Linked DNA regions of Homo sapiens: regions 1, 3 and 4 are each linked to region 2. Evidence: chromatin loops called from intact Hi-C (ENCODE). Cell type or tissue: GM12878. All regions are shown on one strand.

Region 1 (8,000 bases), 150 kb before region 2:
AGGGGTTGTGTTGGCAGGAAAGATCCATCAGCTCCGATCCTGTATTTGAGGATGCAGATGAGCTTGAATTGTGGGCCTTGAATGCCAGGCTTAGGAGTCTGGGGTTTACCAGCAGGCAATGAGGAGCCAGTGAGGGAACTAGAGAAGCGCCGTCTGCTCTGGTTTTGGGAGCTTGACCCAGCAGGGTGGTGGGGCAAGGAGAGGCTGCAGCAAGGAGATCCCGTAGGACCTAGAGGAGGACTCTTCCTGGCAGGAAAGATCCAGGATCTTGGGGGAGAGGCAGTGGTGGGGGAGCAGAACTGAGAGGGAAAGAGCCTCCCGTCGCCTGAAATTGCCCAGATGTATTTTCTAAAAATCAGAGCAGGTCGGGATCTTTGTTTTCTCTTTTCCCCCTGCCCACTTCAGGGCGATGAGGAGTAGATTGTGTTTCCAAACACATCAGAAGAATCTGCAGTGGAAGTTGGAAGAATAACCCCAGGCTTCTTGGTCTAATTCTCAAGGTCAACTGATATCATTAGAATAACATGAACTCAATTTGAGTTACAGCAGGGAAATCATGTTAGGAAATATGGGTCACTCATCACTGAGTAATGAAGCTGTTACCTTGCGCGATCGGAAACGCGCTTGCACAGAAACCTGTCAACTGTCCTCGTCCCATTGTAGGGCTGGCTTTTAACAATGGAGTCGCCCACAAAAACCAAAGCCCACTCCGAGAGGGAGGATTGAGCAGGGACAGCTTTGGTACCTGCAGCCTCAGAGCCAGCCAGAAGGGCAGGATGTCCTGGAACAAAGGCCGGATTTGTTCCCATTGGTTTTCATTGAGAAGCTTTCTCTGTGATTCTTGAGATTCTCTTTAAAGGCCACAGTGGGAAATGGGGTCAAGGGAAATGCCCTAAGGTCGAAGAACAGGCAAAACCCTGTTGGTTGAAGAGAGAAACACCAATGCTTAGCACAGAAGAACTAGGCTCCAACAGTAGCCCATGCAGAGAGTAAGAGTCATGACATGGATGAGTAAATGAGGGTGGTGGGTTAGGCATACAATGGAGTGGTGAGACACCCCCCTCAACACACACACCTACTTTGCAAAAGGGATCGCTCCTGCACAGCTAGAAAGTGTGCCAGCACAGTCAGGTCTCCCAATATTTCCATGAAACCTAGGAATTCAGAACTTTATGTAAAAATCTCCTTATTTTAGAACAGTGGTAACTCACTAAAAATAGTGGTACACAAAACATGAATCGGTGCTGCCAGTTTGTGGCTTATGGGGTTAAGAAATGCTGATGGTACTCTGTCAGAGATTACAGCCCTGGGTTAGGAGGCCTCAGTTTCCACAGACTTCCAATGCCACCATGAGGGAGGGGGGCGGCCCAGCTAGGGAGCAAACCTGGGCAAGCACTCGAGCTCCTTAGAGTGGACACCGAGCTCTGCCCAAATCCCCAAAAGCCTCCTGGGAACAGCTGCTTAGGCATGCTGGTGGCTCTGCTCCTGGCTGAGCCCATCTCAGAGCCTTACCCTCAGCCAAGAGACACTTCACACACTGACACCCCCCACCCTGGGGTGGCCACATCTAATGGTCAATGTTGGGGGCCGGTAGAAAAGCCTGGATTCTTCACCCCAATTTGGAACATCTCTGAATGATCACAGCAGTGCCAGGGCTCCCAGGGGATCAACAGAGGCCTTTGCTATGACTGCATCACCGCCCATCTCCTTCTCTGCCCCATCCTGAGTCCCTCTCTCCCTACAGAGGCTGGTTCTGCATACAAATATCCACCCCAGAGCCTACCTCCCAGGACACCCAACGGTGACACCCTCTAAACCCTCATGTTCTCATGAGTCCTATGGAGAGATTCACCCACTTTACCATGCCTTTGAGAGTGTAAGGAGATGGCACAGGCAGGCAGCCTAGATGGGAGTGTGCCATGCGTGTGGGAGGTGCTCAGTGACTCCTTGCTGAACATCATGGACCGAGAGCTTAGAAGAAGGCAAGAAATATGTGGCGATAGTTCCTAACCACCTGGAGTTCACTCCCCTAAACCAGAGCTTCTCACCCTTGGCACTGTTGACATTCTGGGCCGGATAATTGTTTGTTGCAGGGCAGGAGGGGCCTGTCCTCTGGGCTACAGGGTGTTTAACAGCCTCTACCCACTAGATGCCAGTAGCAACCCCCAATTGTGAAAACCAAAAATGTTTCTAGACACTGCCAAATGTCCCCTGAGAAACAAAATTGCCCCTGGCTAAGCAGCGCTGCCCTAAATCATTAAAGTTCCCTGAGCCACCTCTGAGAGAGAGTCACGGTTTGGGGCCAAAAGTCAATCAGGGGCCCTTCCTAGGCCCCTCCACAGGGAACAGGGAATCTCAAGTAAGGCCAAGGGGAAACGTGAGAAACGTGGGGCAATGGCAACAGCCCACGCACGGGGGTGGGGACGCTGCTTCAAACCCCAGCCACGCATCCTGCAACCCGCACAGGCCGGTCCCCTTCTCCCAGCCTCAGCGTCCTGAGATGGGAAATGGAGACAGCAATTCCATTCCTTCGACCTGCCAGGGAAGTTTCCCCAAACAATGGCTTGGTGCGTGTGCGTGTGAGAGTGTTCTGACAGCAGTAAACGTACTGTGCAGAAGTACAATGGGGTTGGCTCCCACAAACAACCATCTTACCCAAATTCAGCTAAGTGAGTGCAGACAAAGAGAAGGAGAGAGAAATAGGCAGGCAGAGGCGCATTTATTGACCCTGTCACTGTTCCCTCATCCCCATCGCCCCAGGGACAGGGAAGGCACAGCTAAAATGCCCAAGAGACAAACAAACAAACAAAATAAGTGAAATTCTCAGAACCCATCAGGTCCTAATGATTCACAGGATTTTTGAAGGTAAATTTTACTACAGAAGATGTTGCTGTATTGGGCAATTATCCAAGCCTTGAGTAGGGATATGACTGAGTTTTGTTTTTTACTCCAAAAGCAGTGAATAAAAAGCATTTCAAAGAAAGTAATGCCAACTTGACAAACCCATTCCACCAGCAGTGGGCAGCAGAAACAGGAGGAAAAAGAAAGTTTGCCTCTGAAACACCTGGTAGATGTAGACCCGGGCCTCCGCCTCCTCTCCACTGCCCGCCCTCCATCCTGCCCTCCCCGGAACAGACGGAAGCAGCGAGATCCTGAAATAGCCTCGCTCTCAGCGGTGAGACAGGAAGCCACCAGCCCCAGGCCTGAAAGCCATCATGCAGTTGACACAGGGACCCCGCTGATGCCGCGTCATTTACCTTCGGGGGACTCGCAGCCGCCCCCGCAGCCTGGGTTGGCAGGCCGGTGGAGGTCGGCCAGAGGCGTGCTCCCTGGGGCCATCCCAGGGAAGGCCCAATGATCACTTGCTCCAGAGCAAGTGGCTTCTTCCCCACTACCCTTCTCTGAAACCCCACACTCTGGTTCTTCCATCCCAGACCCAGAGGCTTGATTTACCCCATAAACAGTGTGGGGTCTATAGATTCTTTTCGGGGGCCATTAAACATGCTTGAGATCTAAAAAGAAAAAAATAATAATAATTGTGACTGTAAAATACAAGAATAAAACTGAAAAATCAAAATTACTAACAAGTTCAAAACCACAATTCTAAAACCCTTTTCACTTTTTAAGCAAAATAATTGTACAAAACAATTGCATTCTATGTAAGCTGAGTCAATTTTTTTTAGTCTATTGTTGTAGTGTGGAAAAGGTTCTCACACAGATCTTCAGTTGACCCCCCCAAAAAACTTACTCCTTTCACCTCCTAGAGGTAACTTTCTCTTGTCTTCCTGTGTCTAAATGGGACGGTGAGACAGAAAATCTGCAAGTCCGTACAACACCTCTCTTCCTGAATCTGCAGGACAGTCTCTGAGACTCCAGGGCACAGCCACTGTAAAAGCCAGTCTTCTGGAGCTATAGAGAGTTTTAGCACAGATCTGAATTCCTGGATGCATCCAGGAGCTAATTCTAAACGTCTGTCCCCCCAGCCCAAGATGTCAGTCACCTGTTTCATCTCTGCAAGTTTAATGGAAGATGCCAGGCTAGGAGTTAGGGGTGGGGGTTCTTAGACAAGCCTGGCCCTCTTTCTTATAGAAAGCGGAAATGCCATCGTTCTGCTCCAATGTCACCACCAAAAGTAGAGAAAAACAGGACAGACTGAGAGGGCCATTTTCATTAAGAAATAAGAGCTAGAAATAGCACCTTTCACCTGGGTGAAAGAGATCCAGTTCTTTGTGGAAGAGAAAGCTATTCTCACTGATTTCAGATGCAAACAAAGCGTGCCTGTGTCTTCCATCTTGACATCCACTTCCCTCACTTCCCTGACCTACAAGCCCTAAGCTAGGTCCATCCCAGCCCTGCCACTCTGCCCCTTCTCTACTGCCCCTTCTCCTCCAGGAAATCACATGTGGTTGATGGAGGGCAAATGCCTGCCCACTACCTGCCGGGTCCCCCAGTTGGCAGAAATCTTTCTCCACAGTCGGTGGGCAGGGTTGTGTTTATTTTGCAATTAACAAAGAACAAAGGAAGTGGCAGGGCGCTTGGAGGTGGTGCTTCTGGCTTGCTTTTGGGGACCTGAATTCCTGCCTTGCTCTTGGCTCTGTCGGCTCTGGCTCCTGGGGTGGGAGGGGAGTCACTGCCCTCAATCATTTCACAGCAGTCTGTGTCTTTTTTGGCCAGGTCACTAGCTGCAGCAGATGGGCCCTTTACTTTAAAAGAAAAGCAAAGAGCAAAGCTCTGCCCAAATGGGGCCCAGGGCGTGCTCAGGTCTGAGGTGATGAGTAAAGGTATCCCCCTTTACTCATTGATTGTGTCATTGAGGGACCAGCGGACCAAGAAATTCCCTGCCATGCGAGTGTCGGAGAACAGCCCCTTTGTCACGCCCTCTTCAAAGCGTGACCCGTGTCCCCGTGCACTACATTGGGATGAGACAGACCCCTGCTAACAAAAACAGGGAGATTTGGGGGTGCTTAGGGGGTGTTGAGATAGCAGATAGGGCTCCAAGTTACCTACGGTAAACAAAGCAAATTATATTTACTTCCATGGGAGCCTGAGATTTTGACAGCAAAGAGAGACTTATGGTAGAGTTGTTGCTGCATTTATATTTAATAAATTTAAGAGAGAGATGAAATAGACTTTAGCAAGGCTAGTGAAATATTTATAAAAGCACACCGAAGCCGTGTAAGGGAGAGAGAGGGAAATAAAACAGCTCGCATGTGGGATCAAATCGAGCAAGCCAGCTTTTAACCTGACAGCTCCCTGTGCACTGCGGGCAAGAGAGCTGCCAATGGGCCACAGATGCACCACACCTGAGCTAGCCGGGAAGACAGGGAGGTGTAGGGAGGGGAGGACGGGGTGCAGACGGGTGTGTGTGCACAGGCACAGCCAGCTCCATGCAATCCAGGGCATCTGTCACACCTGTCCAGCTGCTCAGGTGCGCCTGGCACCTTACAATGCCAAGCAGAGCACATTCCCCCACCCCTGGCCTACATCCAGTTAAGCCTATGGTCTGGTAGGAACATATGGGGCTCCTGGAGTTGGGGGGCCTTAGACAGTGGGGGCTGAACACCCTGGGCTTCCATCTCTTAGGAGAGCCTGTCTGTCTTCAAGCCACTGTCCGAAAAAGGTCTAGTCTTGGGATGATGAGATTGAAGGGAAATGCATTAGATTTGTTAACTTGCAGATTTATAACATTTTTTAAATGCACAAGTACTACATATTCATAGTGGAAAGATAAAAAAGAAAAACAACAGATAAATTAACAAACATGCAAACCCCATCACCTATATGCTCAATCACTGTTGGCGTTTCCAGACTGGCTGCACATCTTTTATCAAGGGTGATTTTAATATTATGCAGGATCATTTCAGAGCAAGCTCTACTCACTACTGACATGTTACAGAATGTGCTGCTCTTTGTGCATCTCGTCCTTACCCTCAGATCAGGGCCTTTCTCTCTTTTCCTGTCCTGATCCAAAACTAAATTTATCTTGGAGACCCATCTCAGTCCTGTCTCTCCAAAAAGACACTCACAAGACTTGTGCTTCCCTCCCCGTTTGTTTCTCCCTCCCTGCAGCCCCCATGTCATCTTTTAAGTCACCATGTTCATTCTTAGACTGTCTTGCTTGTTGGCCGTGCTGTGTGTTGACCTTTCTTGTCTTCCTATCCTCATGGAAGTTCCTGCATGATCTTTTATTTCTCTCTCTGCTTTCATCGAACATCCCCAGTACAGCTTAGGCCCACTGTGGGCTCAAGACAACACCCAACACCGCCTATAAGCACATCTTCTGGCTTCTGTAGAGTGCCGTGAATGACTTCTGTCCTCCCTTAGGGATTGCGATGACACTTGTCCTCCCAAGTGGCTAGAGAACAGGGCCTGAAATGGGGAGGTGGGAGACAGGAAGAGAAGTGGAAAACTGCTTTGCAGAAATCCCTTTGCCAAAAGCCAATCTAGAAATTCAGTTCACCAAATGACTGGCTGACCAGGCTACTGTGGGGTATTTTGGAAAGTTTTTGTTCTCTCACCCCAGTCTCTGCCCCTACCTCTGCCGTTCTCATGCAAATACACAAGTTGTCCCAAAACTCTGCCTCTGCACCTGGCTTTTGGACTTACAGTGGCTCCAGAGGACTCTGCTGGATGGAGGCTAAGATGTGTGTCTGATAGTTCACTCAGCAAAGGGGACTCTGCTCAACAAGTTTTCTGCACATTGGCTTCGTGAATTGACCTAGTTCCCCTCCTGGGTTGGAGTGTTGACTCTTCTGTCTTCTCATCCTCATGGAAAAACCTGCATGGTCCTTTATTTCTCTTTCTCTCTCTCTCTCTCTCTCTCTCTCTGTCCCTCTCTCCCTCTTTTTTCCCTCTCTGAGGGAGGCTCGGGGGCCCATCTCCCTGGCCCCTAAGGCCTCCACCTCCAGCATCTGGCCTTGTGGACCTGGGATCCTGACACCTTCTCCTTCTTCCAGCTGACAGCCTCCTTTCTGCAGTCCCTGAGCCCTGACATACAGGATCTGGCTCATTTGAACAACTGCAAGGAGGGGCTGAGTGTTACAGGCACCTACAAGAGGCAGAAAAACAAGATAGAATTGGGCCAGGCCTGGACACTGTCTGAAGCTCCCTGGAGACTTCTGAATGAGGCATAGAACACAGGGTAGGATAATCAGCTTCCTTCCTGTCTCCCACCTCCCCATTTCATGCCCTATTCCCCAGCCAAGCCAAGACGCCCTGTTCCTTCTCACGTCTAGGCCTTTGCAGAAGCTGTGACCTCTGCCTGGAGCACCTCCACTCCTCTCTCCCTCTCTGCTTTCTACTTTTGTTAACAGCTCTAGTGAGACTCTATTTACACACAATAAATTGCACACTTTTAAAATGTTCAATGTGACAAGTTTTGACATATGTATACACCCATGAAACCATCACCAAAATCAAGGTGGGAAACCTGTCCATCACCACCAAAGTTTCCTCCTGGCTCGGTAATCCCTCCCACTCACCTCTTGTCCCCATAGCTAAGCAACCACTGATGGGCTTTCTATGCAGATTAATTTGCAGTTTCTAGCGTTTTATGTATATTGAACCATATGCTATGCACTCTTTTTATCCCTGAAATGCTTCTTTCACTAAGCATTTATTTTGAGATCCATCCACATTCTTGTGTGTATCAGTAGCTCATGCCTTTCTTTTGCTAAGTGATATTCCATTGTATGAATGCCATGCAATTTGCTTATCCATGAATATGTAGGTTGTTGACAGTTTGTAGCCATTAAAAATAAAGCTGCTATGAATACTCATGTACAAGTTTTTGGATGTACACCTGCTTTAATTCAACTTAATAAATACCCTAGGAGTGGCATGGTTGGATTGTACGACAGGTGTATGTTCAAATTTCAAAGAAACCACCAAACTGTTTTCAAATCAGCAGAATAAAAGAGTTCTAGTTTTTCCACACCATGACCAACAATTGGTCTGTCTCGTTAATCTTAACCAGTCTAATAGATGATCCGTGGTAGCTA
Region 2 (8,000 bases):
GAAACCAGAAGACCATGGGCATCCATGTGTTTGTACTCAGTGCATGAGATGAACATCTTCCTCCCAGGGCACACTGGGGGCGTCTGTCCAGAGGGGTGGCAGCTGGCTCCCGACCTTACATACGCTGAGGCTAAGCCCCATCCCCAAAGGACAGAGCTCTCACCAGGTCCCATGAGGCCCACAAGTGAAAACTGGATTCTTCTCCCTTTCACTCCATCTGGGTATGAGCTGTTGCAAATTATGCTGCACTTTCTTGGCTTCATGAGCAGGTTAAATTCCACCCAAGCTGGTCTCATCAGTACCCAAACAGGCTACATCCTTCTAAACCTTTTCTGACTATTCCATCCTCTACATTCTCTTTCCCATCAAAAACTCAGACTCTAGCATTTAATCCTAAACTGTTTATAACATGAGATGTTTTACGGTAGCTATGTCTGCCTCCCAAATATGTTGAAAGCTTCTAGAGGGCAGCAACAAATCCTATATCTTTTAAAATATCTACCTCAATCCAAAGCCAAGCAAGAATATTTGATAGGAAAATAGTGGGAAAGTGCTGCCTGCTACCACTACGCCACCAGTGGCAGACATGGCCAAACAAGCACCTATCTGCTATCTCATGATGAATGATTCATGCATGCAACTTGATCACTTCTGCCAGTTTTATCGGACAGCTGCTCTCCAACAGAACTGGAAGGAGCTGTGAAGTGCATGACTTCAAGGAGGCCCCAAGAAGCTACTGCTCACAGCAGCAATGTGCTTGGATGCAGCCCCTCTCTGAGGTCCTCCCCAGCAGCCCTCCTCTGTCAACAACTGAAGGGGCCACAGAAAATCAGGAGAAACAAAGACAACAGCCACCATCCCCATTCTTGGCATTTCCCCCAAGAGTCACTGAAACCCCTCTTCCCACTCCACATTCCAGTCTCAGTAGGTCAAAGTCCATCACAAAGGGGAAAACCCAGCTCTCTAGGATGTGCCCTTGTCCAAGCTTTCCCACTGCCTACCCAACCAAAATCAGACAAAGAGATAAGACAAAAGGTAGGAACTCTTGAGCCATCCATCTGCTGTCTTTAATATTAGTTTATAAACATGATTTCTTCCTCCTCTGCTACTCGCTCTACTCTGGGCGAAGAAACGTAGCTCAAGACCTGATCTGGGTATCACTTTTCAAATGCCCAAATCCCTGTAAAGGTTTAGTGTCTAGCTGTGTGCATTTTGCTCAGTATTAACATGTTCAATGGAGTACTTTGATTTTTTTTTTTATCTAGACGCCAGAAGCTGGTGAATATATGCTTCATAGCTTCAGATAAACCTTTTGTTCTTCTGGGGCTGATCAGCTGGTGGAGCAGCGAGAGGGAGAAGGGGAGGGGAATTCACAGGGGCTCAGCGGTTTCAAAAAGTCAAATTACCTCTGAGCCATAGCAAGGCTGATAATTTAAATGAAAAAATATATATACAGGCTGCAGCACACAACATCGTCTCTGTTAGGACTTTTAATGAAGCCCCAGTTGTGATGACACTGAAGCCGGGAACGCTACAGTGGGATAATTACTTGGCTCCCACACAGCTGAGTTCCATAGATGCATTATTAACGGCACATTCCTCGCCATAACGAGAGCTGAACAGAGGTAGGCTCCGCAGACCTTGGCGTCCGCCATTAGCGGCCTGGCGCAAACACAAATGAGTGTTTTCACAAAAGCATGCAAAGGTTGTGAAATTCCAACGAGTCTTGAGTCTTGTGCTGGGAGGTGGAGATGGGATGGGGTAAAGGGGAAGTGGCGAATATATATATATATATATATATTTGGTCCATACAGACGTGACCAGAGATGTCACCTTTCCCTGCGCAAGGTACTTGGAGTAAGGCAACCTGGGAAATTATGGAGTCAGAACACATTGATTTTCCCGCAGCAGATCCAGGCAGCAGCCCTGATGAAGAATTACAGAAGAAATGCAATAACCTAATTCTCCTCCAACCTGGCCCTGCTGCGCCTGCAGCCCTAAGCGTACCTGGCTGGGGCTGCGGGCAGCACCTCCTGACCCGGGCATGCTGCACAGCTGGACTCCCGTTTGGCACTGCCGGGCAGTCCCCCATTCCCAGCCCCGGCTCACACCCAAGCCACAGCACTCACACCGGCCACGTTTTCAAGACATGCAGGCATCACGGCTGCTTCGGGGGGCAAGGGTCTTCTGGAAAAGAGAAAGCCACAGATACGGGCATTCTTGCTCCCAGCTCACCCCAATTAAAAGCAGGGATAAAGACACACACTCATTATCACCCAGGGCCAGGGAGAGCCTCTGCACATCCCATACAGGAGCTCCAGGGCACCAGGGTGACTTAGCCAAGGCTGGTGGGAAGCCGTTCCCCCAGCCCTGTGCTTCCCCTTGGTCTTCTCCTCGATTTCTCTTCCCCTGGAAGCGTCTGTTTCAAGGTGACCCTGTTTCATGAGTTAGCCCCAGCGTCCCCCGCCTGCTCACAGAACCAGGGGCCTCCCAGTAATTAACACCCGCACTTGATGAGGTCCAGCTGGCAAACTGAAGCGATGCCAGCATCCTCACACCACAACCTGGGCTCCAGCCGGCCCGGTGAGGGCCTTTCCCCCACCACCACTCTGGCCACTCTGTCTCCAGAGAAGGAGGGGAAAGTCACCCATTTGGTTAGGATGATGTTCAATAGAGAGTTGTTTCTAATAGTGACACTACTAAAAGCTCCAACGGGAAATTTAAACTGTGGCACTTCTTATAATGGAACACCAAGCAGCCACTAAAAATGATGATGTAGAGACATGTGTGCTGACACAGAAAACTGTCACTGCCTACTGTTGGGGGGAAATGATTACAAAATAATATGGGCATTGTAACTCCACTGGAAACCAAACCAAGTGTGCTAAAATAGTACGGACAGTATAAGTCCACTGCAAACTAAACACAAGTGTGCAAAAATAGGATGAGCATTGTAACTCCACTGGAAACCAAGCCAAGTGTACAAAAATAGTATGGGCATTATGACTCCACTGGGAAGCAAACAAGTGTGCAAAAACAGTATGGGTATTATAAGTCCACCACAAACTAAACATAAGTGTGCAAAATAGTATAGGCATTATAACCCCACTGGAAACCAAGCCAAGTGTGCAAAAATAGTATGGGCATTGTAAGTCTACTGAAAACTAAACATAAATATGCAAAAACAGTATGGCCATTTATAACTCCACTGGAAACCAAACCAAGTATGCTAAAATAGTATGGGCATTATAAGTCCACTGCAACTAAACACAAGTGTGCAAAAATAGGGCATTATAACTCCACTGGAAGCCAAGCCAAGTGTGCAAAAATAGTATGGACATTGTAAGTCCACTGCAAACTAAACACAAATGTGTAAAAATAGTATGGGCATTATAACTGCACTGGAAACCAAACACAAGTGTGCAAAAGTCTGTGCATTATAACTCCACTGGAAACTAAACAGTATGGGCATTAAAACTGCATTGGAAACCAAACACAAGTGTGCAAAAACAGTACAGACATTAAAACTCTGCTGGAAACCAAACATGAGTATGCAAAAGAGTAGGCAGTGATTCCATTTCTACACAGGAAAAAAAAACAGGCACCACTGTCTTTGCTGTTAGAAGTCAGGGTTGTGGTCCTCTGGGGGCTGGGACAGGAAGGTGCAGGAGGTGAACTTCTGGGGTGTGGGTCACACTGTGTCATGATGTAGTGCTTACCTGGGTTTGGTCTGGGAAAATTCAGCAAGCTATCTGCTGCTTATGACAAGTAAGCTTTTCTGTATGTAATGCATCAATAAAGGGTTATTACATTAGGTTGGTGTAAAAGTAATTGAGGTTTTTGCAGTTGCTTTTAATTTCTATTTATTGATATGTCTACTTTTCTGTATAAATATCAAACTACAACAAAATGCTTTTTAAAACTGTATCTATGCATGTGTGAACACACAGAATTGGGAAAGGTAAACATCAAATTGTTAACAGCAGTTTTCCCTGGGAGGTGAGATTAAGGGTGATTTCTATCTCTTTCTTCTGTTTATCAGCATTTTTTTTCTTGTAAGGAAAGTGTATTATTTGAGTTTTTTAAAACACAGCTTTTTTAAAAACAGGAGGGGCAGTTCAGCTGAAATTATAAGGAACACAGCCAATTAGGAAAATTGATAACAACCACCACATCATCATCTACTCAACAAATAAAGCATAAAATGCAGTTTGGGACCTATTCGACCCCAGAGTCTTCTTAATGCAGGCTCCCCTAAAACACAGTGACAGAATTCTTTTGCAGAAGTCACTTGCAGGAGTGAATTCTTTTTCCCTGGCCTGGGCCATAAGCCATGAACCAAAACGTGAATAAGACAGCTCTGTGTGCCAGGGCATCGCTGTAAAGCCTATCCTCGTCACCCACACCAGCCGGGAGTCAGCCACGTGCAACCAGAGAATAGTTACACAAAAGACAAAGCAGGCAGGAAACTCAAACCCACTCAGCAAAGGTGTGTGATGCCCCCACCTCTGCCAGAACCGGCGGACCTGAGGGCTATCCCCTCGCCTCCCCTCCCCACATGCTCCTTGCTCATTTTAGATCCATTTCTAACAGATCAGTCTTCACTCTGCGATGCCCAGATTCACAGGCTCAACTTCTCACTGCCATCCATAAACAGGGAAGAAGATATGTTAGCAAGGTGTGGAGAGACAGCTTTCGTGCGGTTGTGGGTCTGGAGAAGGGTCAGTCATCCAGGTGCAGTCATCAGCTCACCCTCCCCAAACCAAAATCCTTCAAATACCTGATCAAGATGGATTTGGAGGAAAGGTTGTATGGGGGAGTGAAGAGAAGGGGGACCCCTGGTGGTGACTGCTATCCACAGCAATCCAGCTCTGACCCCAAACTCATCCCCACCCCAAAGAGCCAAACCTCTGGGCTCTGCGTGGTGGCTCATGCCTGTAATCTCAGTGCTTTGGGAGGATCACAAGAAGCCAAGAGTTCAAGACCAGCCTGGGCAACATAGCAAGATCCTGTCTCTACAAAAAAAATTTAAAAATTAGCCAGGGGTGGTGGCACGTGCCTGTGGTCCCAGCTACTCAGGAGGCTGAGGTGGAAGGATTGCTGGAGCCTGGGAGGTCAAGGCTGCAGTGAGCTATGATCATGCCACTGCACTCCAGTCTGGGTGACAGAGTAAGACCTTGTCTCAAAAAAAAAAAAATTTCTCTGCCATTCACAGACCTCACTCTTGTCCCTTAGAGGTCTCACCCCTGCCTCTCCCGCCAGAACCCTCTCTGAAGTCTGGCGGACAGGGTTTGCAGAGATCTCTTTCTGGTGGGATTGTAGCACCTCCCACAGGTCAACTTCCAAACTCTACCCTGACTCTCTGCCTGCAACCAAGCCATATGCCCTCCGTGCCTTTGTTTCTCCATCTGTATACATGAAACACCCAAGCCCCAAGCCTGCTCACAGAGAAGGGAGAATGGCCTTAGATCTCCGAGAAGCCCCCAAGACCAGCACCGCTGGTGTGGGACCTGGAAGAAATCCACTTCCTTTGCAAAGTGAGTAAAGCTTATTTAGGAAAGCACAAGGTTGGGGAGAGGGGGCCGCGGAGGCAACACACTACTGAAGAGAAGACCAAGAACTCTGCCAGGGGCTCAGAAGGCAGCAGAAATCTCTATCTGTAAGAGGCTCCTCCTGGCCCCCCATGGAACCCGCAGGTTCCCCAGAGGCAGCTTCCTGTCCCCTGCAGGAGAACAGGAGGAAATGTTGTCCTAGATTACTGGGGATGGACCAAGTCAGGATAGAACTCAAAAACTAGCAGTGCAAAGCGAGTCCTTGAGAACCATCCCCTCCCCTCAGCCCCCCAGCTGCCTGCCTTTCAGCTGGGGGGTAAACAGAAGTGGGGACATATCTGGATTAAGAACCCAGAGCAGTAAATGTTCCCTTCCAGATTGTGCAGGGTGTTAGACCCTGGTTCAGTTGTCTCTCTCTTTATTAAAAATTCCACACTTCCCTCCCATGCGCCATCCCCTCTGGCCCCTCTGGAATCTCTTCCCTGCCTCCTCTCTCCTCTCCTTCCATCAGAAAGTTTGGTGGAAAGAGATGGCCACACCCTTGCGGTAACACAGCCAGCTGCCTCCAAGCTGGGAAGCCCCCAGGCCTCTCTCAACAGAGGGAATGCTTACCTCTCTCACACAGACACACACACACAAGTGCATACTGACACAAACAGAAAAACACAGGCATACAGAAGAGGGGTTCACTGTCACACCCAACATACACACAACACACAGACAGGAATATAGAGACATACACTCCAAGATAGACACAAAAACACAGATAAACCCACAGATCCAAATACAAAGCATTAAACACATAAGACCACAAACACACTCAAAGACAAACACAAAGCACAGAAAGAAGCATCCAATGTGTTAGCCCAAAAAAACACCCACAGGCACAAAGACATCTAAACCCATAAACAGAAGACTCGAAACAAACTCACGGGGATGCAGATGGACAGGCGCAAATATAACACAAATTAGAGCACACACGGCCAACAGCAGCAAGAACAACATGATACACAGAGGCCACCACTCAGGCTCACAGACATACCCTCAGGAGCTACGACAGGCACACACAGGGCTGTCAACGCAGATGTCTTGGGAGAGCAAGAGGGCGGAAGGAGGCTGGTTCTTACAAAACTGGACCTTGGTCAGTTGCTCCCAAAACACAGACAAGGCCCAGCCAGGCTCTTTCAGAACTCCTTGGCATCCTCTTTCTTGTTTTGGTCCTTAAATTCCTCTCCACCCCACCACCTTGGCCATTTTCACCCTGAACACCCGGGTGACCCCAACAGCACGATCTGCGTCACAGCTAAAGGCGGGAGGGCAGGGAGTGCTGCTGAGGTGGGGGTGGGGGGGTCTCTCTTGTGTCCCCTCCTGTTGGTTTTCCTCCCCAATGAGGACAGTACAAAAGAGGGGCTCAAGAAGTTAGGGTTTCCCTGCCACTCCCAGCTCCAGATGGAGCTCACATGTGGTAAACCCACACTGGGACATTGTCCCTGGACATACTTCAGTGGCTACAGACAGAGGCTGAAAATCAAGGTCAAATCTTTCCAGAAACCCCAGGGCTAAACTGCCCTCCAAACAGCCCCTGATCCTGCCTGAACTTAAATTCCCAGGCGCACTCACTAGCATCTTCCTGCCTTCCCAGCCACAGACCAGCTTAGCCTGACTGATTAATAGGGAGAGATCTGCAACTCATATTTAGCACTCAACTGGAGGGATTCACAGGTAAGAATTCTATTTTAAAAAATAAAGTGCCCACCAGTACCTGCATCCAATGATAGGCTAACAAAATTTTTCTGTGCAGTTAGTTCTGAAACAGTAAACTAAGAAATGAACTCAAAAACCAAACCCAGATTCACTAATCTTGAAACATCCACCAAAATAGCACCAAACTTTTAAACCATGCTCGCTTCCTGGAAAATAAAAATATCAATTGTCTTTTTAAACCTCTATAGTATTTTGTCAATATTTTTTTATTACAGCAGAGAATGTATAAATATTTTATTATAAACCAAAGGCCTAAAATAAACAGTTTAGTAAATAGTTATTACATTACAAGGAAAAACATCTGTGGAAACTGCTTTCCATGTAATTATTCTTGCTATTTTACATTAGCGCTCAACGTGAATTTCTTTGGCACTAATGTTTCACTTGTTCTAAATCTTCCTCCTTGTTGCTATTATTAAAATCTTAAAAAGGTGCCAAATCTTAAATGAAGAAAAAAAAATGATTCACTAGAAATTATTCATATCACAGTGAGCCACTACTAAACCTGGCAGGGGTGCAGTATTTTCGGTGAAATTAACATAAAATATACAACTGCAAATTATCCAGGAAATAGCTATGTTCTTTACGGCATGCTTTTACATTGGGAAAAAAAAATGTTCTTCTTCATCTCGCACAAAGCCGCAAACAGCTCCATTCCGGCAAGTTTTAAAGGGAAAGTAATAG
Region 3 (8,000 bases), 79 kb before region 2:
TATTGGCGCACGGCTGCTGACGGGTGCTCCTGAAATGCCAACTTGCATTTCTCATCATTAATTTCTTTGTAAATGTCATTAGTAATTGTTCCTGCTTGACCAAAGAGTACAATCCAGGCTTCCACCCAGAGCACCCTGGTCTCTCGTTGATGGGGGCTAAGACATCCCCAGCCATGCCAGACCCCAGCCTCCTGATGCAGGCAGCCATCCCCGCTCCCAATAAGTCAGGATCACAGGCTGCTGTATCAAGAAAGTTCTGACACAAATGGAGTTCAGTAACACAAAACATCCTGCCCTTGGTGTTAGGACAATGGTTGTATGTTCAGGCTGCCTGGGTTCAAATCTCATCTCTGCCCAACTATGCCTCAGTCTCCCCACCTGTGAAACGGGGATAACAGCAGCACTGGCTTCATAGGTTTGCCCTCAGAATGGGAAAAAAATCAAGGCAAAAGGATTCCCTTAGTGCCTGGTTGGTGGTGGTGCTACCATCGTCCTTCACCTTGCCTCTTACCACCAGGGTTGCAGGTTCAGCTCTGCCACTTACCAGCCGTGGGACACGACATCAAGCGAGTGGCTTAAACTCGCTGTTGAGCCTGCTTCTCCCATCTGTGAAAGAGGGACAGTGATATCCACATCAACTCTGCCAATTCCACCTCAGATGTTGCCTCCTCCATGTGGCCTTCCTAGGGGACCAGGCACCATGCTCGATGATCTACAAGCATGATGCTGCATCCCCACAGTAACCCTCCAAGAGGGGCACTGGCAGCCCACTGTCCAGGTGACGACAATGAGTCACCGTGAGGGAGGTCACATGCCCAAGGTCACATTGACAAAGCAACTCTGAGGCCCCCAAACCTCATTTCTGGGGGGTGGACGTTGACTGTGCTCCTTGTCCCTAGAAGGCCCAGGACACAGGCCTGAACCCTTCGCCGCAAAGCAGTAAAAATGAGGCAGTGCTTCCTGAGTGCTGCTAGGGACCTCACAGCAAGCCCTTCCCGTGAGTAGCTTCTTACGACCTCACATGAGTGTGTCTCCTTGTTGTAAATGGGTAAACTGAGACTCCCCATGTGGGCAGAGCTGCCAGGAAAGCAGAGCTATGAGCCCAGGTGGTCTGACAGGAGTGTCTGTGTCTGTGTCTATGTCTGGGGTCTTCCCCTCAGGCCCCAAGGCCCCATGTCTTCCCGTGTGAGAGGCTCCCTCTTTGTCTGAGTCAATGCGGGGCAGGGCTTACAGGGTGCAAACCTCTGTGGATGTGGAGCCGGTGAGGCGCCGCCACTCGCAGTGTTGTCACTGTTACTAAGAAACTGAAGGCATGTGGTCCCGGCTGAGGCAGCGCCGGGGAGGGGTTCGGCTCGCCACACACACAATGGCCACCGGCCTGAGGCTCCTGGCAGCTCCCCCGTGCCCATCTGTCGAGATGGCATGGTGCCCTCTAAAGTTGGTTGGCCCCCTGCCCTAGGGCATGAATGACAGGCTCCAATGGGCAGACGGGCAGCCGGAGGCTGATTCCAAGTGCCATCTCTGCCTGGAGCTGGGCCTTGAGGGGAGGCCCCCCAGTCCCCACCTGGGCCTCCACACACTTCATTGCTCAGGCGAGCTGACCCTCAAGGCTCACGAGGGTATCTGAGCACAGCTGGACACAGACTTCTGTTTCAACACTACCCCTCCGGTGCCCGCTCCTCACTGCGCCTCTGTGGTGACCAGGGAGAAGCCATTGCTCACCCAGGGCTGTCCAGACCAGCGACAGTATCATGCCCCGGGAGCTGCATGCAGCCTCCATGTCACCCTCTAGAACGCCTGCCTCGCTGGGAGGTGAGGCCCACTTCGAGACCCTGCACCCAGAGACCTACCCTTGGCTTCTAAGGGCTTTGAGAGTCATCTCCAACCCCACTGCCTCAGCCCGCAGGCTGCGAACACAGGCACTCATGTCAGACTGCCTGGCCTCACATTTCTCCACGCTGGCAGCTATGTCCACATGGGGAGCCTCAGTTTACCCATCTATGACATGGACCTCATGCGTGAGGTCCTAAGAGGCTACCCACATGAAGGGCTTACAGTCAGGTTCCCAGTAAGCACTCAGGAAATGCTGTCTCATTTGTACTACTTTGGGGTGAGGGGCTCAGGCCTGTGCCTTGGGCCTTCTAAGGACAAGGAGTGTTGTCAGTGTCCACCCCAGACTTCTCCCAAGGCAGACCACAAACTGCCACACATGGCCCCTCAGGAGACACAGCTGCCTCCAGTAGTGGCAGCAATAATAATCATGTCAATGACAACAGTGATGATGATGATGATGATGCCACACCTTATTAGGTTGGGAACACCCTTGCCCCACTTGACAGTAAATAAACCAAGGCTTAGAGACACAGACCAACTGTGCTCGTAACACAGTAACTTACAGGGAGCAAGGGCAAAGCTCAGGCTCCACAGTGCCCCTTAATGTCACATGGGGGCCCAACTGTGGGGCTCTGTTTTGTGTAGCACTTATGTTGTATTTAGTATGTAGTATGAGTGATATGGTATGATGCAGCACTATACTATACTATACTATATACTATACCATATTACATCACATTATATTATATTCCACAAACACATAACAAAAATTCTGTTTGTCCTTATTAGCTTACTTTCCCCTCCCTGCAACATGTGAGGGGCTTAGTCTATGCCTCTGTTTGTCCCCAGCACCTATGCACAGCTGGCACAGATCAGGTGCTTAGTAAACACTTGCAGGCTAGATTGAGCACGTCCACACATGATTGATTGAATGAGTCAATGAACGCATTAACAGAAAGCCCACCACCTCCAGACCACAGGCAGGGCAATGACTAGGGCTCACCAACCTTTGACTCTGACCCAGACCCAATGCTGGGAGCTTTTCAGGCATCACTGCCTTCAGCTACCCCAGTACCAAACAAAGAAGGGCTCTTCAATAACCCTGGTCTCTTGAAAGCAAGAGAATGCCGGTGACTTGCTTATGGTCATGGAGCTGCTTGGTGGCAGGGCTGGCATCTGAGGCCAGACTGTGAGCTCCACAGCATGGGCATGGCATCGCCACAACATGTGGTCACATTCAGTAGAATTCAGGCTGTGCTGGGCTCTGGTTTCCTACCCTAGTGGGGAAGGCAGGAAGCATAAAGTGATCCTATTGGAAAAGGGCCACAATGACCCTCAGCAATCCTTCTATCCTAAGTGCTATAAAGTGCTTTACACATGCGAACTCCATCTTCACAACAACCCGAGGCAGCAGGTCTTACCCCATTTAACAGATGTGGAAACTGAGCCCAGAGAAATACAACATCTGCAGTAGGAAATAATGGGCGGCTGGGCACGGTGGCCCATACATGTAATCCCAGCACTTTGAGAGGCCGAGGCAAGTGGGTCACTTGAGGTCAGAAGTTTGAGACCAGCCTCGCCAACATGGTGAAACCCCTGTCTCTCCTAAAAATACAAAATTAGCCAGGCATGGTGGTGGGCACCTGTAATCCCAGCTACTCGGGAGGCTGAAGCAGGAGAATCACTTGAACCCGGGAGGCGGAGATTGCAGTGAGCCGAGATCGTGTTACTGCACACTCCAGACTGGGTGACCGAGTGAGACTCTGTCTCAAAAAAATAAAAAAGAAAATAATGGGGATTGGGAGACTTCGGGGGGTCAGCAGCCAGCCCAACTCTCAGCCCTCCCCAGGCTCCTGGCCTCACAAGTGGCTGACTCCAGCGTGAGCAACAGGTTCTCACTCCCTGGAACCACCACTGGGTGTCAGCCAGCAACTTCAGGCCACACCCATCTGGGCCCTGGTCTCCCAGCAGAAGTCAGGTTGACAAGGATGGGGCCATCTCTAAAGCAGGAAGGAGGAAGATGCCGCTACTCACAGAAAGCGCAGCCAGAGTCAAATGCTAAGTATGTGCCTAGAGCACTTTTGATTTTTAATTATTATTAGTTATAATTATCTGGCTGGATCCAACAGCAGCAGTACAAAGAGACAAGGAAACTGGCTCTTTGGTTACCCATCTTATAAGGACCAGGGATTTTAAAAATGGGCTCCCGGAATCTGTGGGTTTCCCCTTCTTCCTTTTCCTCCTTTCCTGCTTGTGTTCTCTTTCCGACTTTCCAGGAGCTCAAAAAATATGTTAACACATATGGGGATGGATGGATGGATGGATGGATGGATGGATGGATGGATGGACGGACGGATGGCAAAGGGTGTCTTCACTCTCCAAAAACTCACGTCAGAGTGGAGAGTTTGGTGTAGACGTAGTGACTTACAATCCATATGGCCAACGGAATCAGGGGGGTTAAACCAAGGGCTGGAGAAACCAAAGGAAGGAGAATCCGAGAGGCTTCTCAGGGGAGGAGGCACTGGAGCTGGGCTGATGCATTAAGAGAAAGAAAGGGTACTTCCTGCAGGCAGATAGGCAGGTGTACGTGCATCTAGGAAGCCCCATCTTGATCTCACTGGGTAGGCGATGCGAGGCCAGCCCAGGAGAATAATGCAGGAAGGCAGTGGCCGTCTGTCCTGCTTGCCCCTCTAGTCCCTCTGCCTTTTTATTCTGTTCTGAGAACACCCCAAATCTGCTTGGGCCTCAGATACTTGGTACTGGCTCTTCCCTCTCCTGGAGGATCCCCCAGCTCTTCCCCACACTGGCTCTGCAACCTCCAGGATTGAGCTGAAATGCCAGCCTTTCCTGACCACCCAACACACACACACACACACACACACACATGCACACGCACATGCGTACACACACACGCACACGCACACACACACACACATGCACATACACACACCACTCTCCATCACAGTACAGCGTTTTCACATTCTGAAATCCCCTAGTTCATGTATTTACTGACTTATCATCAGTGTCTCCCAAAGCATGTCAGCTCCATGAGAATAGAAACCCTGTCTCCTTGTTCCCAGTTCTGTCTCAGGCTCCTGAGGTGGTGCCGGGAGTAGGTACTCAGTAAATGGAATCAGGGCAAGGGCTGAATCAAATGTTCTCAAGGGCTAGGAAGGAAGGGTCCCAAGGGAGCTGAGATCCCGCCCCTGTCTCAGAGAGCTCTCCCTCTGGCCGGGTACCAGGACCCTGCCTGGCAGAGCCCGGCTCACCCTATCGAAAGGGCTCCGGGTTGCTTGTTAGAATACCTAGCTCTGCTTTTAATCAATTGTAATCATTTAGCTGGAAGCAGCATGATTAGGCACACACAAGCAAACAGCATGAGCTAATCCTTTAAATGCGCCCGCTCAACGCTGGGCTGGCCGCTTTGCCACCGCGGGCCCGGCTCACGGAATCACTTCCTGCAGCCCCTGGCTTTGTCAATGAGGGAGTCAAGATTCCAGGGCGTGGCGCTGGTCCAACACCCCAAAACCATCTTCATCAAGGACATGTGCATGTGTGCGTGCACACATACACGCGCTGTGAACTCTGACATGCCCTGGCAGGCAGTGCCCCACAGCTCCAAGATCCCAGAAGTTCTATGTCTAAAAAGACATCTCTCTAGTTCAAGTTCTATTCCCCCATGACAGGACCAAGCAAGTCATAAAGGGGAGAAAGGTGGCAGCACCATGAACCTGAGGTCTTAGGAAGTCCCTATCTCCGTGACGAGAATGAATCCTTCCTCTCCCCAAGCCCAGCCTAAGCCAAACCCATCCTGATGCTCATTTGCAAGCAACAGGGTTTGCAGGGTCCTGGCCTCGAGCTGCAGCCTGGCAAACGTGGCCATGCACAGCCCTGGCCCCGCGCGCACAGGCCCCATGGCGTTCCCACCTGGGCTCACCCAGGAGCAATTTTTCTTGCATCCCCTGTTACTGCTACTTGTGCTACCTGCTTGGCCCAACTACTAAAATAGTTTCTGGGTCCCCTGACAACGAAAGCTTTTTATAGTTCAGCACTGCAGGCCTCATTTAAATCTATTAGCTCATATAAATGGCAATTTATTTAAACTTTGGAGGGTTTCTGTTTGCCTTGGTGGCAAAGACAATCCAGCTTTATGTGTGGCTCTGCCATTTGCAAATGACCCTCGGCAAACCGCTTAACTTCTCAGAGCCTCAGTTTCTGTATCTGTAAATGGGGATGAGAGTACCTTGTTCATAGGGCTGTACACAATCCATGCAAAGTGCTCAGAACAGAGCCTGGCCCGCAGCACAGACCTAGGGCCCAGGGGTGAAGGCCATGAGAATTGTCTCTGGTACAATTTCAGGGGAGCTTGTCCACTGTCTAACTCCAGCCCTGTATGGCTGGTAAGCCGCATATGACCCTCATGCACGCATCCCCACAGTGAGGATGAAGAACAGGAAGCAGCAAGGCTCTTAGGATGGGGAGATGGAGGCACCATCCGTGCCCAGTGTCTGTGGGCACAGAGGTGCCCATGGGGATGCAGAGACAGCTGGGCTGGTGGGCAGAGGCGACCCCTCCCCTCAGGGTGGCTAACCGCTGGCATGGGGCCGATAGGGCCCCAGGCCTTCATCTGCTGAGGCCTGAGGCTGGGAATGCAAGGCCAACAGCTCTGACATTTGCGGGCTGTCTTGCACCCCCAGTCAAATCTACATACCACCCTCCACGGCGCCCGGACGTGGCTCAGAAATAGAGGGTCCTAAGAAAAGAGCCCAGGTCAAAGGCGCTCAGAGAAGTAGGGGAAGGGGGACCCGAAGCCCCGGCCCTCTGGCCTCCATTCCATGCCCTTTATGCCCCGTCTCACTGCCCTGGGCACCTGGCTCCTCCCAATGCCCCAATGTGGGGTCTCCTGTGCCCACAGCCCTGAGGCTTGGTGGGATGCCACACAAGGAAGGACTTGGAGTCTCACTTTGTTCAAACTCAGGCTGGAAACCATGAAAGCAAAGCAAACTCCAAGGAGAGGGAATCCCCAAAGCCATCTGATCCTCAAACTGCCCAGAAGTCAATGTCAATAATAATCACAGGCAGCGTCTGCTACATGCTCTGTGTGCCAGCCACTGTGCCAAGGGCCTTTTGCAACTGAACTCTTAAGTAGGAACTACTCACACCCCTGCCTTACAGGTAAGGAAACTGAGGCTTACGGCTGGTGCATGACAGAGCAAGGTTTTAAATACGGAGCTGCCCTCACAAAGACTGGGCCGCTCCCTGCTTCACTCTTGGCAGCATTTCAGACACGTGCATTGTTTGCACACTTCTACCGACAGGGACCTCAGCACTTTCCATTTCTGGACAGTTTTCCCGCATACTGCAAATGCTCAGTGTCCATCCAGGTCATGCACCCCTTCCCTGAAAAGCACCCTGAACTTGCTGGTTTGTATCATATGATCCTACCCCCAGCCACAGCTCACTGGAGCAGGGTGGACAGCTGACCCAGGCTCACCTACCAGATTCCCCCTCCAGGGATCTAGCACCTGTTGCCTGAGGGCTGGCTGCCACCGCTGTCACTATCTCTGGGGTTTCCTGGGTGTTCCTTCTGGCTACCTGTGTCACCAATCCTCACACTAAATCCTCTCTGTTGAGCTACCTAGGGTGTCTGTCTTAGCAGAATTGACAGGAGCTGTGGAACCTTGACCACCTTCCTCCTTGTACAGAGGAGCCCAGAAAGTCAGGCTGTAGAGAGAGAGGACAATAAAAGCCAGAAAGAGGCAGAAGGCAGGGACCAGGCAGTCTTAGAGAAGACAGAGTGTAGCTGCCTTATTTAAGTGACACTTGGCTCCGGGAATAGGGCTGCCAAAAACCCAACATTGCTTCCTGCTCTTAGCATCCAAAATCCACTCATGTCCCTACAGCTTAATTTCCCTTCTAGCTTGCGCCAACTGCAGAGAGTGATGCCTGAGCCATGACTATCCAGGACCAAAACCCCTGTTCTGAGTTGGCGCCCACTGCCAAAAGTCTTGGAGCCACCTGAAGCAATAAGAACCCCTCCAGGACCCAGAGTTCTTAAAATGCTCGAAGACAACTGTCCCTGCATTTCTTCTGCAATCCATCCAAGTCTTCTCCTGGTTAAACAGACTTAGGACAGACTCCTGGAAGCACCTCGAGGTCAGACTGGA
Region 4 (8,000 bases), 180 kb before region 2:
GACTCAGGAATGACCCTTGAGCCATCCTTTGGCCTGAGTGACTGTCGGGTGTGCCATGAAATGCAGTGGGAAAGAGCAAAAGAGAGAAAGGCACAAGTCAGGATTTGGGTTAGAATTGGTTAGATGGGAGATGCTGCCAGTATCCATGATGTTCCAGGGGTCATGAGGAACCACTAATGGGTTTGGAGCAGGAAATGATGTGGTGAAGGACAGATTGGAGAAGCAAGCCCAGAGACAGGGTACATTCGCTTCTCAGAGCTGCTAGAATGAAGTACGACAACTGGGTGGCTTAACACAACAGATTATTTCTTCTTCTTTTTTTTTTTTTTTTTTTTTTTTTGAGATAAGGTCTTACTCTGTCACCCAGGCTGGAATGCAGTGGCATGATCACAGCTCACTGCAGCCTTGACTTCCTGGGTTTATGCAATCCTCCAACCTCAGCCTCCCTAGTAGCTGGTACTACAGACATGTACCACCACACCCAGCTATTTTTTGTAGAGACAGGGCTTCACCATGTTGCCCAGTTGGTCTCAAACCCCTGGACTCAAGCAGTCCTCCAGCTCTGGCCTCCCAAAGTGCTGGGATTACAGGTGTGAGCCACAACACCCAGCCCAGGCATTTTTCTCACAGTTCTGGAGAGTAGAAGTCCAAAGTCCAGATGTTGGCAGGACTATGCTCCCTCCAAAACCTCTGGGGGAGAGTCTTCCTTATCTCTTTAGCTTCTTGCAGCCACAAGCATTCCTTGGCTTGTGGCAGCACAACTCCAGTCTCTGCCCCCATCTTCACAGGGCCCTCTTCTCCATGTGCCTCTGTCTCTTTTTAAGGGCACCAGTCCTATTACATTAGAGCCCACTCTATTAACATGATTATATCTGTAAAGTCTCTGTTTCCAAATAAGATTATTCCCAGGTATCAGGGGATAGAACTTCCACACATCATTTGGAAGAACACAACCAACCCATAATACAGAGACCAAAGGTGGAGTCAGAGGCCCAGGGATGGGTGGAGTATCCCCCTATGATTCCCCTGAGTTCATGGTAGAGTTGCTGCTGGAACCCACATGCTTAACGCTCTCCTCGACCTGTCCCCACAGCCACACCCTGCTGCCCATCTGTGCCCAGTGAAAGTGCCAGAGCTTGAGCCCCAGGCTGATGGCCCTGGGAGGCAGGCCCATCCCACTGCCTCTCCAGTGGTACATTCAGAGCCAGGCCTGGGGAGCTTCTCCCTCTGCAAACCCAAGGCCCCTGTTTGGAGACCTGTACATCAACACAAAAACCCTGTTCATGAAGTAACGTTAGCAGGAGGTCTAGCCCAGCCCCAGCTGAGCTGAATGCCACATCCTCAAGAGATTGCTTGGTGCCTCCAGAACCTCCAAGGAGGAACTGCTGTGGGAAGCCCACCTCTCAGACACCAGATGCACCTGTAGCGCCAGACTGAAGGTTTTTCTGGGGTTCGGCGTGAACTGGAAAAGGGAAAGGAAATGAAAGCAGAGAAGAGACCTTGTCCCACTCAAAACAGCTGAGGCTACATGGCTCCCTCTGTGGGTGCAGAGTGCTTTTATTCTTGGACCTCACAAGCATAAGAAGCCTTAGATTCATGTTCCTGACATCCTGACCAGGCGAGCCCACAGTGAGTCCTAAGATTCACAGCTTGCATTGAGAAAAGAATTTTTATCAGACAACCCCAAGCCAGCGTCCATCAGCAGACAGCACCACCTGCAGCACACTCTAAACGGGTGTTTTACAGACTCTGAAATTGCCTTACGAATAGTATAATTCTATTGCACTCCCTAAAACAGTTACTACCAGATACAGAAACAGACAAACACATATACCAGGAACAGATTCACACGTGTACTATCCCCTGGTTTATGGCAAAGGTGACACTGCGGTGCAGTGGAGAAATGATGGTCTTTCCAATAAATCAGGCTGGTCAATTAAATATCCATATGGAAAAAATATTGACCCTCTGCTTCCCACCATATGCAAAAATCAATTTCAGATGGATGCAGATTGTGGAAGTTTTTAGAAGAATGGTAGATGACAATCTCCATGACCTTGGGGTAGGCAAAAAGATTTTGAACACAACACAACAAGCTCCAATAATAAAAGAAAAATGTAATAAATTGTATTATATTAGAATTCAGAATTTCTGGCCAGGTGCAGCGACTCACACTTGTAATCCCAGCACTTTAGGAGGTTGAAGTAGAAGGAACACTTGAGGCCAGGAGTTCAAGACCTGCCTGGGCAACATAGTAAGACCTATCTATACAAAAGGAAACTTTATTTAATTAGCCAGGGATGGTGGTGGATGCCTGTAGTCCCAGCTACTCAGGAGGCTGAGGTGGTAGGATCACTTGAGCCCAGGAGGTTAAGGCTGCAGTGAGCCACGATCATGCCACTGCACTCCAGCCTAGACAACAGAGCAAGACCCTGTCTCAAGAAAAGAAAAGAATTTCTACTTATCCAAGACATCACTAAGAGAGTGAAAAGGCCAGCAACACAAGCAAGAGAAGATATTTCTTCTGACAACATATCTGACAAAGGACTCCTATCCAGGTGATATATTTTTAACTCCTATATATATTGGTAAGAAAAAGGCAGGTCACTCAGTGGAAAAAATAGGCAAAAGCTTCTATTAGTATAGAAACTTCACAAAAGAGGATAGCCAAGTGACCAATAAACATAAAAAATGTCATTAATCATCAGGATATGCAAGTTATAAAACACGATGCAGAATCACTACGCACACACTAGAATGGCTGAAGACTGGCAATGGCAAAGCCCATTGGTGAGAATCTGGAGCAATCAGAACTCTCACACTCTTGCCATTGCCCTGCAGGTTGGCACAACCACTTAGGAAAACTGGGAGCATCCAGTAAAGTTGAATATACACTCCTCTATGGTCTGGTATTTCCTATGCATACATACTGAACAGAACTGCATGCACATGTGCACCAATAGATGTAAGCACCAATGGACGTGTGCACCAATAGACGTGTGCACCAATGGATGTGTGCACCAATAGACGTGTGCACCAATAGACGTGTGCACCAATGAACGTGTGCGCCAATAGATGTGTGTGCCAATGGACGTGTGCGCCAATAGACGTGTGCGCCAATAGATGTGTGTGCCAATGGACGTGTGCGCCAATAGACGTGTGCATCAATAGACGTGTGCGCCAATGAACGTGTGCATCAATAGACGTGTGCATCAATGGACGTGTGCGCCAATGAACGTGTGCACCAATAGACGTGTGTGTTAATGGACATGTGCGCCAATGGATGTATGAACCAATGGACGTATGCGCCAATGGACGTGTGCACCAATGGACGTGTACACCAATAGACGTGTGCGCCAATGGATGTGTGCACCAATAGACATGTGCTAACTTTTGCAGCAACTTTATTCTATATAACCAAGAACTGGAATCAACCCAAATATCCATCAGTCAACAGTAGAAAGCATATCTTGCAGTATAATCATGCAATGGAATACCGCATGAAAACAAGAATGACCAAACAATACGGATGCATTATACACAACGTATTCTGCAAAAGTAGCAAAATACAAAAAAGAACACCTGTGGAGTTCCATTTATACAACCTTCAACCCAGGCCAAAAAAAAAAAAAAATAGAACCTAGACCTAATCTATAGTGTTGGAAGTCAGGATGGTGGCTATCCTTGGAAGAGGGGGTATGTGATCCACCGGAGGCCAGTTAGCTTAGAAAATTCATTGAGCTGTGCACTTGGGATTTATGCCCTTTATATGGGTATATTGTACTTTAGTTAAAAGTACATTTTAAAAAGAAATATACTAAGTGTTTTTTGTTTAAAAAAAAGTTCCGGTTTCGTTTGCTAAAAACAATAGGCTCCTCAATGGTGAAGCTATTCTAGTTCCTTCCACCTCCCAGAGGCAGAGGCTAAACCTAAGTCCCTTAAGGCCTGGCGCATGTCCTCCAGGTGTGCAATGACTGTGGCAGGGCGTGGCCTTGTGCAGCTGCTGGAGTAAATTTCTCCCCTTCCATTTCTTTCCCTCCTCTTGCCCTTCCCCTTCCCCTTCCCTTCCTGCGCCACCAGGTGGGGCTCTATCACAGCAGAAGGCTACTCTCCTGACGGTGTCCACGCTGTCTGGCCCGGCTGCTGGCAGAGCCGTCAGCCTATCCAAGGGGAAGCCGGGCCCTCGAGCCTAAGCCTCGGGTAGATGAACACAAGCCCAGCTACTCACTAACATCACTTTTCTGAGACTTCAATTCTTTTCCTCCAAATCGGGGCAAGAAATGCAAGTTAAAATAACCATGAGGTACCACTCTATGAGACTGAAACATGTTAGAAAGCTAGGGAAGGCCAATGTTGGCACAGACGTGGAAACGAAGGAAGCTTCATGCCTTGCAGTAGGAGTGTGGGCCACTGCAGCCGCTCTAGGTTAAATTACACATGGACACTGCAGGGACCTAGCAAGCAGCCCCACTCCTGGACGTATATTCCAAAGTTCTATCCCAGGAGATCTATTTAAGGACACTAGCACTGGCAGGAATGTCTGGGTGCTGGTGGATGGCAAAACAAGGTGAGTGAAAAAGATGGGAAACAGGATGAGAAGGGACACTCTAGTCTTAACACAAACTGAAAATACACACATACAACAACACACTGCTTACAAGAACACATGCAAATACATTCAGACAGCTGGAAAAGGATTGGGAAGGGAAGAAGGAAGAAATGAAGGAAGGAAGGGAGGAGAAATAAAATGTGAAAGAAAATACCAAGTTTCAAGTGTTGGCGTGAAAAGAAGAATCCAAGGGAAGTTTCAAGAGTCTCTAGCACTTAGCAGGCACCCAGGAAATTTTCATTTTCTACATGTGCCTTTAAGCACTAACATTTATTGAGTGCCTACTGTGTTTTAGGCAATGTGCCAGGCTTCGTAATACAGTAATGAACAAAGACCAAAAAATGAAAATTCCTGCCACTGTAGTAGCTTTGAGACTTATTCCACAAACTTGAGTATAGGAGAAATGGCAGAGCCCCCTAAATCAAATCACTAAAAATCTGATTTCATGCCCCTGTTGAGCTGGACTGGTGGAAATTCAATTTCCATCCCTTAGTGGGGCTCCGTCTCTTACACCCCCAAGGTCCTGGACAGAGCAATACCTTGGGGTAGGTGCCAACCTATACTGGTCACTGCTGAATTGCTGCAGGTCACAGCCCAAAAAGTTCACAAAGTCTCCACTCACAACAACCACTTCTCTACCCCCTACCCCCACCACTGCCATGCTTTCTTCTGAGGCTTATGCCTTCCTCTCACCCCAGTTCTCACCTCAAAGAGCATGGGCTTCCAGACCAACACAGGCAGGCTGTCTGCAGATCCCTTCAACTCCCTGCTTGGCAGCAGAACCTTTCTGTGGCAGGTAACTGAGCGCAAAGCTACTCTCCTCTGGGAAGGTGGGCAAGGGAGGGAGACAGAGAACAAAGGTCATCAATCTCAGGCTTTCAAAATCTTCTCCAAGACGATGAACAAAACACAAGTCAAAATCACAAGAAGCAGCCCTGACTTCATTCTTATTTCTAGGATTTTAATTTACCCAATATGCACTGGTTGAGCACTTACTGAATGACGTGTGTTCCAGGGCCTAATATGAGTGGTGTGGTTTCTGATGACATGTGAAGATGATGCTAGCAATGGCTGCACCTAACTTTGGCAAAAAAAGGAAAATATATGTGCATGTGTATATGTATGTATGTTTATATATGTATTGGTGCATGTGCATGTGGTGTGCATACGTGTGTGTTTATATGTATATATGTATATACGTATATGTGTGTGTGTGTTCCTACGTGTGTGTGCGTGATGTCAAGTAGCTTCTGGAAATCAGTCCAATCATTTCCTGGTCTAGTCTCTCTGGTTCAAGATACAAATTCCAGAAAGAGGGTCTCATTGTCCTCTCTAGGGTCAAGGCCCCCATCCCTTGGCCCAGGGAAGATGGAGCACCTAAAGTGCCAGTTCTACCAAGGCCACACACAGTGGACGAAGGGTAGTTTCTGAGGAGAACTGAGATACTTATTGGTTCTTTTGCTGGCTAATAATTTCTCCCCAAACAATAACAAATATGTATCATCCCACATGGTTCCTGTGGGTCAGGAACACAGTGGGGTAGCTGGGTCTGTGATGAGGTTGGTGTCAATCTGTCAGCAGAGCTGCAGTCATCCAAAGGACTGGCTGGGCTGGAGGATCCGTTTCCAAGGTGGCTTAGTCTCACAGCTGGCCAGCTGGTGCTGGCTGTTGGCTGAAGGTTTCAACACCTCTCCACATGGGCCTCTTCATGGGGCTACTTGAGTGTCCTGACAACATGGCGGTTGGCTTCGCCTGAGCAACCAGCCCAAAAGGGAACAGGGCAGAAGCTAGAGGGCCCTTGTTGCTGTCCCCTGGGAAGTCACACACCCTGCTGCATTGCCTCACTTCTGTAATGTCCTGTTAGTCACACAACTCAGCCCTGGTCAGTGTGGGAGGGAACAACACAAGGGTGTGGAGACCAGGAGCCAAGCATCACTGGGGGCCATGGTGAGGACTGGAGACCACAGGTGCCATTACAGAAGGAAGCAGACCTGGAGGCAAGGCAGGCAGGAATGACAGATACTGACCACAATGATGATGTCTTTGGAGCTCACAGTCTAGAGGAAGACAGAAGAAAACAATGCCCTCGTTAATTCATAATTACTCACCTAAGAACACCCTAGTAATGGGGGGAAAAAAAGAGGGTAGGACCCAAGAAGGGGCAGCAACTGACCTTCTCTGGAGGAGTCACAGGGGTACTTGCAGAGGTGGTGACATTTGCATTGGACCTTGTAGGGAAATAAAAGGTGGGATGAGGGCACCCCAGGCAAAGGCGGGAGATGGGAAGTGGGTGGAATCTAGCTTTGCTGAGTGGTTGAATGGGGACAGCACAGGAGAGTGGGCAGAAAAAGACTCTCAAGCTTCCCAAGCCCCACCTGCCTGTGGGGGACCTACTCCCAGGCCCTCCTCTGCTTCCTGCCCCCACAACTCAAGATCTCTGGCTGCCAAGGGAGAATGGGCCTGGTTTCTCTGCAACCAGGACCCATCTTCCCCAGTGAACTGGCCCTCTAGGAGGACAAGTTATGGGCCCTGCCCTTCTGGGAGAAAGGCCTGACTCCTGCTGGGCCCTGCCACCCACCCCAGCTGAGAGTCAGGGGACAGGGGAGTGGAGCTCTCTGTTTCCCGGAGTCACTGGGTCTTGGCCAGCCCCACCATTCCGTGCCCCTTTCTGGGATTGGTAACAGCCAGTCAGGGTCCTGCCATTGCACTTGGCCATTCCTGAGCTCCCCCAATCCCCTGCTACAACACACACACAAATTCCTACCCGCTCCAGGCCAGCTGGGATCAGCTTCAGCAGGGCCGGCTCGAGCCACTTTGCTTAAGGCATCAGCCTCCCCAGGGTGCATTAGGCAGGCTTCACTGGCCAGAGAAGGACCACCTTGTAGGGAAACGGGCTCCAGGGGTTCAAATCCCCAAAGGGAAGGGGCTGCCTGGCCCCAGCTGTAGAAACAACAAAGGAGTGCAGCACACAGTGGCCCCTCCCTCCTCACCCATGCAGGCAGTGATGCCACGCTGCATCCTAAATGTTCAAGGCCAGAGTCACGTGCATGCCTCCCATGGGCAGGGCTCAGTACCCAGGACCTCAGGCCCCCTCCCCACAGGGCCCCAGCAGTGGAGAGGCTGCCACCCTGGACCCAGGCAGGAGGGGAGGAGCAGCTGCCCACTCCCGGCATGCACCCTCTGGGCCCCGCACTGAACACCAGCCTGCTAGCATCCCCCAAACCAACCCGAATCCAAGATAAAATTCCCCCTGGCCCCCAAGCTCAGGAGGGCAGTCTGTGTCCCAGAGCCTTCAAAAGCTCCAGAAAAGTGAAACCTCTGCTTGAACAGCTCCCAGCCCTGCAGCAGAGAAAAGGGGAGAAATCACACCAATAATCACCACTGGCAGCGT

Evidence for each region. A loop is a pair of places that touch in the nucleus more often than their neighbours do. Peaks named below come from ENCODE experiments on the same cell type or tissue, not always from the same donor. Only the 100,000 strongest peaks of a DNase experiment are listed, where the experiment ranks them.
Region 1: it touches region 2 in a loop (7-fold over the local background); 7 of 110 quality-filtered maps call a loop at or near these places.
Region 3: a loop joins it to region 2, with 11 times the contacts of the local background. A loop is called at or near these places in 6 of 110 quality-filtered maps.
Region 4: it touches region 2 in a loop (9-fold over the local background); 73 of 110 quality-filtered maps call a loop at or near these places.

Annotation. Positions count from the first base shown.
Region 1 is chr16:49,438,435-49,446,434 of GRCh38, forward strand. The region is part of intron 2 of LOC105371244 (a long non-coding RNA gene); the gene reads right to left. Among named protein-coding and RNA genes, the nearest start is that of LINC02179, 24 kb to the right of the region's middle. RefSeq lists enhancers at 2,840-3,787, 3,043-3,322, 4,844-5,345. In GM12878, a CTCF peak has its summit at 3,023 (motif pointing right); a DNase peak (open chromatin) is centred at 3,117; H3K4me3 peaks cover 516 bases; H3K27ac peaks cover 510 bases.
Region 2 is chr16:49,588,251-49,596,250 of GRCh38, forward strand. The region is part of intron 5 of ZNF423 (zinc finger protein 423); the gene reads right to left. Among named protein-coding and RNA genes, the nearest start is that of LINC02179, 130 kb to the left of the region's middle. In GM12878, a CTCF peak has its summit at 4,836 (motif pointing left); a DNase peak (open chromatin) is centred at 4,831; H3K4me3 peaks cover 799 bases; H3K27ac peaks cover 2,521 bases; H3K27me3 peaks cover 326 bases.
Region 3 is chr16:49,509,495-49,517,494 of GRCh38, forward strand. All of the region lies in intron 7 of ZNF423 (zinc finger protein 423), which reads right to left. Among named protein-coding and RNA genes, the nearest start is that of LINC02179, 47 kb to the left of the region's middle. In GM12878, a CTCF peak has its summit at 3,756 (motif pointing right); no DNase peak of the experiment used is centred here.
Region 4 is chr16:49,404,035-49,412,034 of GRCh38, forward strand. It overlaps LOC105371244 (a long non-coding RNA gene), which reads right to left. Exons shown (of 8, transcript XR_001752167.2): 4 at 7,374-7,549; 5 at 6,783-6,837; 6 at 6,637-6,666; 7 at 5,315-5,431. Among named protein-coding and RNA genes, the nearest start is that of C16orf78, 34 kb to the left of the region's middle. In GM12878, a CTCF peak has its summit at 4,077 (motif pointing right); a DNase peak (open chromatin) is centred at 4,037.